Regions from separate parts of the Homo sapiens genome. Here region 1 is linked to region 2. A link is a contact called in ENCODE Hi-C or POLR2A ChIA-PET data. All regions are on one chromosome and are shown on one strand. The core of a region is the stretch at or near the end of the contact, and the rest is flanking DNA. Distances in the headings are between cores, read along the strand shown.

Region 1 (5,827 bases), core at 2,118-4,617, 820 kb after region 2:
TTCCTTTAGACAGAAAGGGCCCACAGAACATCTTTAAAGCAAGAAGTGCCCTGCGGGGCCCTAGGTTTCTCAGGTGAACCTCAGAGACCAACGGGGAAAGAGTAAGGACCCCCCAAATCCAACCCCACCCAGGGAAGCTCTGGCTCAGCCTCCATAGAGGTTCAAAGTATGACCTCATATGAGGCCAGGTGTGGTGGCTTGCGTCAGTAATCCCAGAGTTTTGGGAGGAGGCCAAGGTGGGAGGATTGCTTGAAGCTAGGATTTTGAGACCAGCCTGGGCAACATAAGACCTCATCTCATAAATAAATATATAAATGAATAATCAATCAATTATAAAAGGCTGGGTGCAGTGGCTCGCACCTGTAATCCCAGCATTTTGGGAGGCCGAGGTGGGCGGATCACCTGGTCAGGAGTTTGAGATCAGCCTGGCCAACATGATGAAACCCCGTCTCTACTAAAAATACAAACAAAAATTAGCCGGGTGTGGTGGCGTGCACCTGTAATCCCAGCTACCCAGGAGGCTGAGGCAGGAGAATTGCTTGAACCCGGGAGGTGGAGGCTGCAGTGAGCCAAGATTGCACCACTGCACTCCAGCCTGGGCAACAGAGCGAGACTCCGTTCTCGGAAAAGAAAAAAAAAAATCAATTAAAAAAAATAGCATGACCTCATTGCAAACAAAGCTTCTGGTAAAAAGTTGAAAACAACTGAGCTACTGCCTAATTTTAAAGATGGAGAAACTGAAGCCAATTGGAGCGAGAAAATAACTGGCCCAAGGCTACCCAGCAAATCTTTTTTAAAAAATTTATTTATTGGCTGGCTGCGGTGGCTCATGGCTGTAATCCCAGCCCTTTGGGAGGCCGAGGTGTGTGGATCATGAGGTCAGGCGTTCGAGACCAGCCTGGCCAAGATAGTGAAACCCCGTCTCTACTAAAATTACAAAAAATTAGCTGGGCCTGGTGGTGGGCGCCTATAATCCCAGCTACTCGGGAGGCTGAGGCAGGAGAATTGCTTGAACCTGGGAGGCGGAGGTTACAGTGAGCTGAGATCGTGACACTGCACTCCAGCCCAGGCGACAGTGCGAGATTCCATCTCAAAAAAAAAAAATTATTTTTTGGTAGACATGTTGTCTCGCTGTTACCCAAGTTGATCTCAAACTCTTGGTCTCAAGGGATCCTCCTGCCTCAGCCTCCCAAAGTGCTAGGATTACAGGTGTGAGCCACGGCGCCTGGCTCCCAGCAAATCTTAACAGAGCTCTGTGGCCTGGCTGGTTCTGCGTGTTCATCTCATCCTTGTCTCCTGGGTCCACTGAACCCCCAGCCAGAAGGTATGCTCCTTAAAGCTGTGAATCAAGCCAGGTCCCCGGGTCTTCTTGAATGCTCAGAGCTTTTCCATCAATGGTCAAGAAACAGATTCTGGGGCTCGGGGCGGCTGGTTTCTCTGGGCCCCTAGGGAGTCCCTGGTTAGTCGGTGTAGGTACAGTCATTTCTCTCTCTTGGGAGGTTGCACTGTGTCTGGGAGGCACAGCCCCTTCTCATCTGCCTGGTCCTCGCCTGAACAGTACCTTCCTCTCCCCAGTCATCCCTGAGCTAGACTGTAGCCCCTAGGGACCCGTCTCCCAATGGGCCCCAGCTCTCCTCCCTCTCTCTTCTTCCCTTGGGGCAGCCAGAAGTCCCCGCTCATAACTCCCACACGAATGAGCCTGTCTAGGGACAGAGGGAGGGACCTGAGTGACATTTTAATTATGCCTCTAATTGCTTTCCAGGGAGATGAGTGGGGAACTCACATTTCTCTGTGGGTGCTCAGGGGAGAGTGCAGGGTTTCCACCAGGAACTCAGCCACATTGAGATCCCCAAGATTTCCCCAGATTTCCTGAGAGCAAGCGGGGGCTTCAACAAGCAGTGAGCCAGCCCTACGCAGACCAGGGCTCCCTTCTGAAGCTGTCCAGAAAGAGGGGAACATGATTCAAGGGAAGGAGGTGGTAGGGCAGGGGCAGGGCAGTGGGTTCAGGGGCCACTAGACCCTCACCCCCTGACTTTATATCCCGAGGTTTTGATGTGCCCAGGAGTGGTGGGGTGAGAAGGGCAGGAGTTTTGAATGAATTCTGGGCATTAGAGAAGGCGGCCTCGAGGCTTATCTGATCATCTTTCTCCATCTGGAAAATGGGGATGTGGAGCTTCTATCTCCCTGAGAAGTGAGGTTGAACTGAGGACCTGCCACTTGTAAGCTGATTTTCCAGGCTTAACGGTAAAAGGGGAAAGAGGAGGTGGTAGCCCCGCTCCCAGCATCATGCAGAAACTGCCTTCAGGGCCAGCCACTTTCTGGTGGTGACAGTTCCGTGCACCAGGACACCAGGGGGCTGGGGAGAACACAGTCACTCTCATCCTAATCACAACTGTATAAAAAGCCCATGTCGACCGGCACGGTGGCTCACACCTGTAATCCCAGCATTTTGGGAAGCCAAGGTGGGCGGATCACTTGAGGTCAGGAGTTGGAGACCAACCTGGCCAACATGGTGAAACCCAGTATCTACTAAAAATACAAAAATTAGCTGGGTGTAGTGGCGCACGCCTGTAATCCTAGCTAGTTGGGAGGCTGAGGCAGGAGAATCGCTTGCACCTAGGAAGCGGAGGTTGCAGTGAGCTGAGATCACACCCCTGCACTCCAACCTGGGCGACAGAGTGAGACTCCATCTCAAAAAAAACAAAACAACAACAACAAAAAAAAAAAACAAAAAAAAACAAAAAACCAACCCCCTCCCCCACAAAAAGCCCATGTCACTGTTTCTGTGCCTCAACCCTCTAAGAGTGGCAGGATACCCATTTTACAGAGCAGGAGAGGGAGGCACAGAACAGCTAAGCGACCAAGTGCCAAGGGCTTCCAAGAGATGGCAGTTAGGGACACCTGAGTCCCCAGACTCTGAAGGGGCCTGCCCAGGCAGACAGCATCGCAGGAAGGGCGGGTCCTCACGGACAGAGAGACAGAAGCCACCTCAGGCCCCCCTGGACAGCTCTAGGACCTGGGTCCAGACCCCACCCCCATCCTGAAATAGCCCTCCCAAAAAGCAGAGACAGACACCAGGCGTGCTTTAGGGCTTTTTTTTTAATGTTTCCTCACTGTTTTGACAATATCATGAAAAAAATCAGTTTAGAATCTGGAATTGGCCTGGACGGGATTCGAGGGCAGCTGGCGGGGGCTGCATAGCCCCTGAGGTTCCTCCCCCACCATGGGACCTAAGCTATTGGAAACAGGAGCACCAACAGGGCACCGAACCTGGAACTAAGTTAGTGTCTAGAGTCAGGCAAGAGAGGAGAGTCAGGCAAGAGAGGAGGGGCCGGGCCACAGTCGCCATGGGGACGCCCCTGGCTGTGGTTGGTTCTGTGTCTCCCCCTCCCCTCACTGGCTACATGGAGACAGGGAGGTGGGTCAGGCTGTTCCCAGGACAGAAAAATAACCGGCAGTCAACCTCAGGGCTCATACCCGAGCTTCTGCTCAATCCCCTCGGGGACAGTTACAGGACTCAGAGAGAAACGTGAATTTCAGAAAAACAAATCATTTTTCACATAAGTGTTCCAAATATTGCGTGGGGCATATTAATGCTAGAAAATTATCTTTTGTTTACCTGAAATTTGCGTTTAACTCAGCACTCTGTTTTGGTTTTGCTAAATCTGGCCAACCCTGGCCTCAAAAGTCGGTGGGGGGAGGCCTGAGAAAAGAAAGGGAAGTAGTCAGTACTGAGGGTATTGAGGGGAGGGAGGGAATAACTCAGCCAAAAAGAAAAAAAAGGCTTTCCCCCCATAGGAATGATATATTATTTAAAAAAAAAATCGTTCTCCAAAAATATTCTGCACTGGCCTTCCTCAGTTGTTAATAGCTATGGGAGGTGCGTAGGGAAAACACACACACCAGACACCCACCCCATGTCATTCTAAATAAAGTTGGGAAGCACTAAAGTTGAGCTGGTGTCTTTGCCACGGATGTCCCCAGACTCCAGTCCGCTAATCGCCACCAGACTCCAGTCCGCTAATCGCCACTGTGAATTTTGAAGAGGAGGCTTAGTATAAAGGTTTTCTAAAAGGATTGATTCTCATTCTGAGGCAGACCTATTAACACCATCCTGATATTGCTCTATAAGGATTTAAACACAATAATAAAGAACAAACAAGCCCCTAGGGACTGAGCGAGTGCCCTAGCCCTGTTCCTAGTGTCATCCTGGAAGGGTCCCTTCTTGCAATTCACGAAGCCTGGGGGGCTTTCCTTCCATTCTCCATCCTGTTCTCTTCCCCTGGAAAGGGCTGCGTTTAGTGCACATGCTCGCAGCTGGCCCCCCGTCCAGCTCAGCTCCAAGGGGCTCCAGATTTCCAGGGCAGGAGCTGGGGTGGGGCAGGGAGGGGCTGAGAGGCAAGACCGTCTCCCTCCTGCTGCAGCTGCTTCCCCAGCAGCCACTGCTGGGCACAGCAGAAACGCCAGCAGAGAAAATGGGAGCCGAGAGTCCTTAGCCCTGGAGCTGAGGCTGCCTCTGGGCTGACCCGCTGGCTGTACGTGGCCAGAACTGGGGTTGGCATCTGGCATCCATTTGAGGCCAGGGTGGAGGAAAGGGAGGCCAACAGAGGAAAACCTATTCCTGCTGTGACAACACAGCCCTTGTCCCACGCAGCCTAAGTGCAGGGAGCATGATGAAGTCAGGCAGCCAGTCGGCACCCATGCCAGCCCCCTACGTCCTCCGAAGACCCGAGGGCCAGGCCAGTGTCCCTCATCTACAAGGTCCAGGGTCCATGGTCTGAATCAAGGGTCCTGGCTGCCCCTGCGCCGTAGGGTCAAAGGTCATAGTGGGGTGGGGGCAGGGAGAAGATGCAGCCAAGAGCTCCCGGTGGCCACCCACTGTCCGCCTCACACACGGATTTCATCCTCCTCCTCCTCATCCATGAAGGAGAACTCCTTGTCTGGCTGTCTTGAGACAGCAGCCCGGGCCCTGTCCGGCCCCCGGAAGGCAGGGCTGCGCTCCTCCAGGATGCCTGAGGTGCAGCTGGAGAGGGAGCTGCTGTCCCGTGTGGTGTGGCTGCCCATGCTGCGGGCTGAGCCGGGGCTGGGGGCCGCTGCTGCCCACCCCTCATCCTCCAGAGCATGGGAGGGGAGGGAGGGCAAGTCTGGGCCAGCCTTGCCTTCCTGCCTTGCCAGGGGAGGGGCCGCCACGGCGTACGGGGGAGCCTGGGTGATGGTGCCAGCGGCGCCCTCATCGCCATGGTAACCACCCTCCCCCTCCTCGGGGTCCCACTCCTCCTTGTCCATGATGCTGAGGACGTCACCCAGCATGGAGGGCCCCAGGTCGATGTGGAAGGACATGATGGACTCCGCATGCTTCAGCCCGTACGTGGCCTTGGGCACGACAGGCAGATCTGTCAGATCCCCAAAGGCCTGCTCATCGAGGAGGGGGTCAGGGGAATGTGGACCCGCGGCCCCATTCCGACGGGGCACTGCCTCCTCCGTGCCCGCCTCCTCATCGCCGCCCTCCCCGTCATTGGCCTTCTTCACGGGGCTGGATGACAGGCTCTTGGGCAGCTTACTGGTGCCCTTCTCCGCGGCCTCCTTCTCATTGAGCTGGGGCAGGGACATGGCATTCTTGACAAACAGGGCCGAGTCCCGCAGGGAGCCCAGCATGTCACGCTGCTCCCGCTCCCCCCTGGTCACCGACTGTGACCGCTTGCTGCCCCGGAACTTCCTGGACAGGAGACTGCGTTTGGAAGATGAAGAAGAGGGCTGTTCGTCCAAGGACTCGCCGTCGGGCTCGCCAGCCTTGCTATTGAGGAAGGAGGTGTCCCCAAAGGCGTCT
Region 2 (5,858 bases), core at 531-3,030:
GTGGTGGGGAAAAAGGAAAGTGGGTTTCCCATGAGATTCAGGTAGCTCCCCAGGACCGAAGGATCAGCTGGGCACGTGTGCTTCCTATCTGGGTAGTGCTGGTCATTTCTGTTTGCTGTGGCCACAGTGTGGCCATCCTATCGGCACCTCTACCCAAGAGTGGGTGGAGCAAACAAAACAAAATTCAGTTCCTGGGTATTAGCTTAGCACCCAGTCCACAAACCTCCTCTGCCTCTGAGGAGGTGAGAGGCCCTTAAAGCTACGGGCATTCACAAAGAAACAGGAGGAAATGAGGAATTCACTGGAAATTTTTGCCGTCTATGCTAGGAGGAACATCCCAGGTACCCACAGGGACTATCAACAAGTATCCACCCCAAAAAATAGATTCAATAAAACAATAAACTTACAAATATGAACTTGTAACTGTGGTTTACTATTCTTGGGGAAGTCTGTTTTATTTCTTTTCTTTTATTATTTCTTTGAGACAGGGTTTTCCTCTGTTTCCCAGGCTGGAGTGCAGTGGCACAGTCATGGCTCACTGCAGCCTTGACCTTCAGGGCTCAAGCAATCCTCCTGCCTCAGCCTCCCAAGTGCCTGGGACCACAGGTGTGTGCCACCACATCCAGCTAATTTTCAAATTTGTTGTAGAGATGAGGTCTCACTACATTGCCCAGGCTGGTCTTGAACTTCTGGGCTCAAGTGATCCTCCCGCCTCGGCCTCCCGAAGCGCTGGGGTTATAGGTGTAAGCCACCGCACTTGGCCTGTTTTAAATAAGTGTTGTATACTTGTGTGTGCTGGAAAACAGCTATCCAGAAAACACCACGGATAGACAAGCTTCCCCAACCAAATTGTGTTCCCAGTTCATGCGTTATCCACTGACCCTCATTTAAACTTGGTTTTGGCTCCCTGTGTTTTTCATTTCATTGTTAAGGAGGCATACACTAGATCCTTCCTCTTCTTGGGCTCAGTTATCCACAGAGATACAATATTTTAAAGGTTGTCATGTCCTTGCCTGGCTTATCAAGGAAGTAAGGGACAGCCCAAGGGCTTCCCAGGTAAGGAAAAACAACGGTTTTATAAAGCCACGGCTGGTGACAGTGCAAAAGGAAAGGCTGCTTCCATTGTATCTGGTCATTGGGTTTGCTGTGTGCCTATCAGGTTTATAAAACAAACTGCAGCAGTGAGAGGCTGTGAGTGAGCTCTCTTCCTTCCCCTATTAACTATCTATGCAGTAAGAAGGCCTGATGCACCCATTTAGCTGGGAATAGCTGCCAGAACTTTAAGGCTGATGCCTGGGAGAGAGTCAGTGGGCGGCACCGGGCTGGCTTTCTGAATTCAATCAGAGGTGGCCAGCCCCCTCTAACCATGATCCAAATGTACATGCCAGATGAGGAGCCGTCGTGGTTGAACAGGGAATGTTTCATGCAAATCATGGGTTTGGAGCAGGATTTTGTGGAGGGAGCATCCTTGAGAAAAATGTTGGGATGGCTACGGACTGGCGGGCTATTAGTCACAGAGCCACCACCTCCTCCATGAACGATGAAAGTTCTTACCACCCTGGATGCACAGATCAGCAGTTAATAATGAGGTCTCAGCATGGAGGAGACACATTCTTTCACACACATGCACACACACACATATGCACACCTGCACACACATACATACATACATACAAGCATGCACAAGAAGTCTTAGAGCCCCATCTCCTTTTGGCTGGGATTTTGCATCCTGAGAATCTTGGGTGTTACCCATGGGAACAAGCTCCTCCGAAGCCACACATGGTTGAAACTCCTCTCCCAGTGACAACGACGTCACGTCTCCCAGGCACTGGCTCCCTTGGGAATGTGTGAGTTGCTCCCCTGGGGCAAAGAGCAGCTGCTCGGGGTGACTCATAAATTGTGCTCTCAGCCCTGTCACCCACTGTGCCTCCCGTCCATTACTCAGCCTTCTCCCTGCGCTTGTTCCTATGGCTGCCCCTCAACCCAGCTCACCGCTGCTCCCAGCTCGCTCGGCACTCTGCAAGGATTGGCATTTGCTTCGGGCAGACTCTTCTCTGTCCCTGCCTTCTCTCCTCCATGAGACCCAAGGCAACACAATTTGCCCTTTGAGGAGTTGGGAGTGGGAGCAGAGATCGGGGTGACAGGGGACAGAGAGATAAAGGCAAGAAAAGAATGTTCCCTTCGTTGAAAAACAGTTCAGCTCCAGGGTCACCTCTTTGAAATCATCAGTGACACCTCACTCTGCGTACTCCCCTCAAACACAGCCCCTAGGCATTGCTTCTTCTAGGATCTGGGATTTTTGACACTGAAGGGTCCTGGCTGCCTTAAATCCTTTCTAGAAGAAAGTGGAATGAGGCAGAGTATAAACAGACAAATACACCCAACAGGTGAAATAAAACTTGAGCTTCTTAAGCAATGCTCTGTTTCTACAGGCAGCTCCCACTTGTGGAAAGGCAGAGGGATGAGGAGGGTGGACATGAGTCAAGCCTCCCCCTTCCACTCCCCACTGTCAACCCCCACCCTGACCCATTCAACAGCCTAGGGAGTTCCCTGCTTAAGGGAATCTTAGAACACACACCCTCTGCAAATACCTACAGCCTGTGTACTGAAACTTAGAGATTACTTCTGAAAAAGTGACATCATCAACAGTACAGGATTCTCAAAAACTCAGTCCCTGTTTCCTTTTTACTTCTGTTATTTTAAAATACCAAAGATACTTGCATTTTCTTCTTTTCCAACTGTTAGTGAACTCTATTCCAATCAGCATTAAGCCCAGCAATTTTTGTACTAGGTACCTACTCCTACACTCCCTGTTTAATAATCAGTCATCTAGAATAGGGACTGGCAAGCTTTTTCTGTAAAGGACCACAGAGTAAACATTTTCAACTTTGTGGGCCATGACATCTCCATCGGAGCTACTCAACTCTGCCATTGTAGCATGAAGCACCCATAGACAATAAGCAAATGAACAGGTATAGCTGAGTCTCAATAAAACTTTATTCATAGACTTGGAAATTTACATTTCATATAATTTTCACATGTCACAAAATATTCCTTTTTTTGATTTTAACTTTTAATGTGGAAAGGATTCTTAGCTCACGAGCTGTACAAAAACAGGTGGCAGGCCGGTCTTGGCCCACAGACTGTAGTTAGCCAACTCCTGGTCTAGAATCAAATATTTAAATGGAAACCCTGAGAGAGCTCTTTCTTTTGAAAAGAATATGATAATCGTGATAATAGCTCCCATGTATTGAGCACTTGTTCCATGAAAGAACTTGACATGGAAAAACGGCTTTTCATCCTCATATTAACATATGAGACAGGTAAATATTTTCTCTGTGTTTTGTGGAGGTAGTCACTGAAACTGATGAGAAGAAAATTAACTCACCAGGTTCACTGCAGCAAGGATTGGAACCTGAAGTGCAATTCCAGACAGAGATACGGGATGCACGGGTTCAGCATCCTTAAAAACACAGATTCCTGTATGTTAAGGAGGTGATGAGAAGGAGGTGTCTGGGGAGCCACCCCATGGGATTTATATCACTTGTTCAGAAAAACCTTCCATCAAGGCTACCATGAAGGAGTAGTCTTCCTGCCCAACTCCTAAACATTTCGCTCAAGTGAAACACAGCTCAGATGGACTCCAAGAACCCTTTAGAACTGGGGAGAGGGAGGAGAGTGGATGCATTTGACAAATGGTTAAGGGCCACCTTGTACTGGGGGTCATAGAAGGTACTGAACGGTGATTGAGAAGCCAACTGCAGGGATGTGAGCCTTGGCTCATTATTTTTGGCTCTGGCAGATGCCTGGGCCCCCTGCCCCTGTGAGTACTACCCCAGGATGCCCAGAAGCAGGGTTCTGTCTCCACGTACTACCCCCAACAGGAGGTCTCTGCGTCCAGCAGCCTCCGCTTCCAAATATTCCCCATTTCTGCTCTTCCTCTAGGCCCAGCCCTCCCCACTGTCAGCCTCCAAGGTCCAGGCTGGAGGCAAAATGTCCCAGAGCTGAGTCTGCTGCCACCCAGAGAGAATTCTATTCAAAATGAGGGCCCTGGGAAAGAGTTGGGTGGCTGCTTTCAGTTCCTCTTAGGCCCGATGCCTGATTTCTTTTCCATTCTGGGCACCAAGGCTCATCTGGACAGAAGAGCACACTCCTTGGCTGCCTCTGGGCCCACCACACCCGGTGGAAAGGCACGGATCCTGGATATAAACCGACCAAAGCAAGACAAGGCCGTCTGCTGGAGCCGCCCTCCGCCCTCCAGACACGCACACTGGTTTCCTAATCCTTGGGATTTCAGGAAAAGGAGGCCCGACCCGCCACGGCACTGAGAGGGAGGGAGAGAGGGAGAGAGAGAGAGGGAGAGGGAGAGGGAGAGAGAGGGAGGGAGAGAGAGAGAGAGAGAGAGAGACCAGGCGGGAGGCAAGCTTCTCATTATGTAAAACACTTGGCTCATTCCTCTTTCTCTGCATCCTGCTAGCGATTTTGTATCCGGTTTGGGAATTCCAGGAACATCTGCAATTGTCTTTTGCCCAACCACACATGTGCAAGCTGTAGGGCTCAGTCATGTTCCTACCTGCGGTGCCCTGTCATTAGCCCTGAACTGTGTGTGCTTTCTCTCCTCAGCAGCAAAACATATAAAACCCTGGCCGGCGACCACACCTGCAGGACTCCACCTCCCCGCCTCCTCCCACTGAGACCAAAGGCAGAGAGACCAAGTCACCTTTCCGACAGTGAGAAATGCCAGGGCGAACAGGGCTTGTCTGAACAGTCCAAGTCCTCTAACTAAACAGACAGTACATTTTTAACACAGCGTTCTCCCCTACCTCTCCCTGTTTGTGTGGGAAGGCCTGGGGAGGCCGGGTGGAAAAGGGTAGGTGCAATTCAATTCAAGACTCTCAGAAGGGGTGCTTGCTTGCTTTGGTTCTACTTCAGCCAGCACTGATGACCTCCACCCAGATCAGAAAGGAACTCTTTGGACTATGAGTCTCCAAAGTGCAAGAAACATTGACCTCAGAAGCCAGCGACCACCTCTTCTTGCCACTCTGGGTGTGGCAAGATGGTATAAAAAATAATGCCTACTATTGCTGTCTTCCGAACTAAAATAAGCAATGCATAGAATGCATTTGAAGACTGAATGGTACACAGTGTGCAGTCAACCAGTTTGTTATGAATATTCATGATTATGATCAGTCCTCATCCTCTTTGTAAAACTCTTTCCCTCCTCCCCTTTTGCGCCATGCTGCACACTCCTGGCTTCCTTCCCCAGTCCCACTGTGCTTCCCATGTCCCCTGATCCCCACTGGCCTCCACGCACCTAAACACTGCAGTGTTCTCCAGGAATCCATCTCTCCTTAGTCTCCCAGCTCTCCCACTATGGACCCATCCCATGACTCCATCTTTTGCTGGGTGTGGATACACACCCCCAGTCCCTTGGCACAAAGATTTTGGCCAACCCTGGGTCCAGCTCCACCCTTTGCTCCTACCTGTCTTGCAGCACTGCTGACACTGTCCTGTAATTTCTTCATATGCTTATCTCACACATGTCTGATCAGCAAGACTCCATGCCTGCATTTATCCCCACAACCTGGTATTATGTGATGTGCAGTAGGAACCCGGTCACCACTGTTTAAATAAACAAAGCACCACCCCTGGCCTCTCCGCCTCACCTCAAATCCCCATCTCTAGAGGTCAAGTAGACGTTTTCCCAAGCAAAAGACTCAGGCGATTCCAGGAACTCACCAGAACCCCTCCTGTGTCCTCCATCTCAGCTTATTCACTGCACCCAGATCTTAGCACAGGGGAGACAGTCAAGAAGTGTGTGCTAAATAATTAGGGAAAGAATAACCATTTGTCTAGCT

The links. A loop is a pair of places that touch in the nucleus more often than their neighbours do. ChIA-PET counts read pairs that join two places held with the same protein, here RNA polymerase II (POLR2A). Pooled maps may share reads with other maps.
Region 1: a loop to region 2 is called in a pooled map, with 6 times the contacts of the local background. The contact joins two enhancer-like sites. A Hi-C loop is called at or near these places in 2 of 50 pooled maps. POLR2A ChIA-PET finds 5 or more read pairs at or near these places in 3 of 52 experiments (GM12878, PC-3 and activated T-cell).

What each region holds. Positions count from the first base shown.
Region 1 is chr17:73,280,543-73,286,369 of GRCh38, forward strand. CDC42EP4 (CDC42 effector protein 4) reads right to left here. Exons shown (of 2, transcript NM_012121.5): 2 at 3,082-5,827. The coding sequence ends at 4,888. Among named protein-coding and RNA genes, the nearest start is that of CPSF4L, 22 kb to the left of the region's middle. RefSeq lists enhancers at 1,223-1,352, 4,205-4,761, 5,317-5,827. Within about 2 kb of position 3,368, at least 10 of the 41 ENCODE cell types and tissues checked have a DNase peak (open chromatin) inside an H3K27ac peak, as active enhancers do; they include GM12878, where a contact is called at or near this core.
Region 2 is chr17:72,463,836-72,469,693 of GRCh38, forward strand. All of the region lies in intron 1 of LINC00673 (long intergenic non-protein coding RNA 673), which reads right to left. Among named protein-coding and RNA genes, the nearest start is that of LINC02003, 120 kb to the left of the region's middle. RefSeq lists enhancers at 1,664-1,873, 4,260-4,937. Within about 2 kb of position 1,781, at least 12 of the 41 ENCODE cell types and tissues checked have a DNase peak (open chromatin) inside an H3K27ac peak, as active enhancers do; they include GM12878, where a contact is called at or near this core.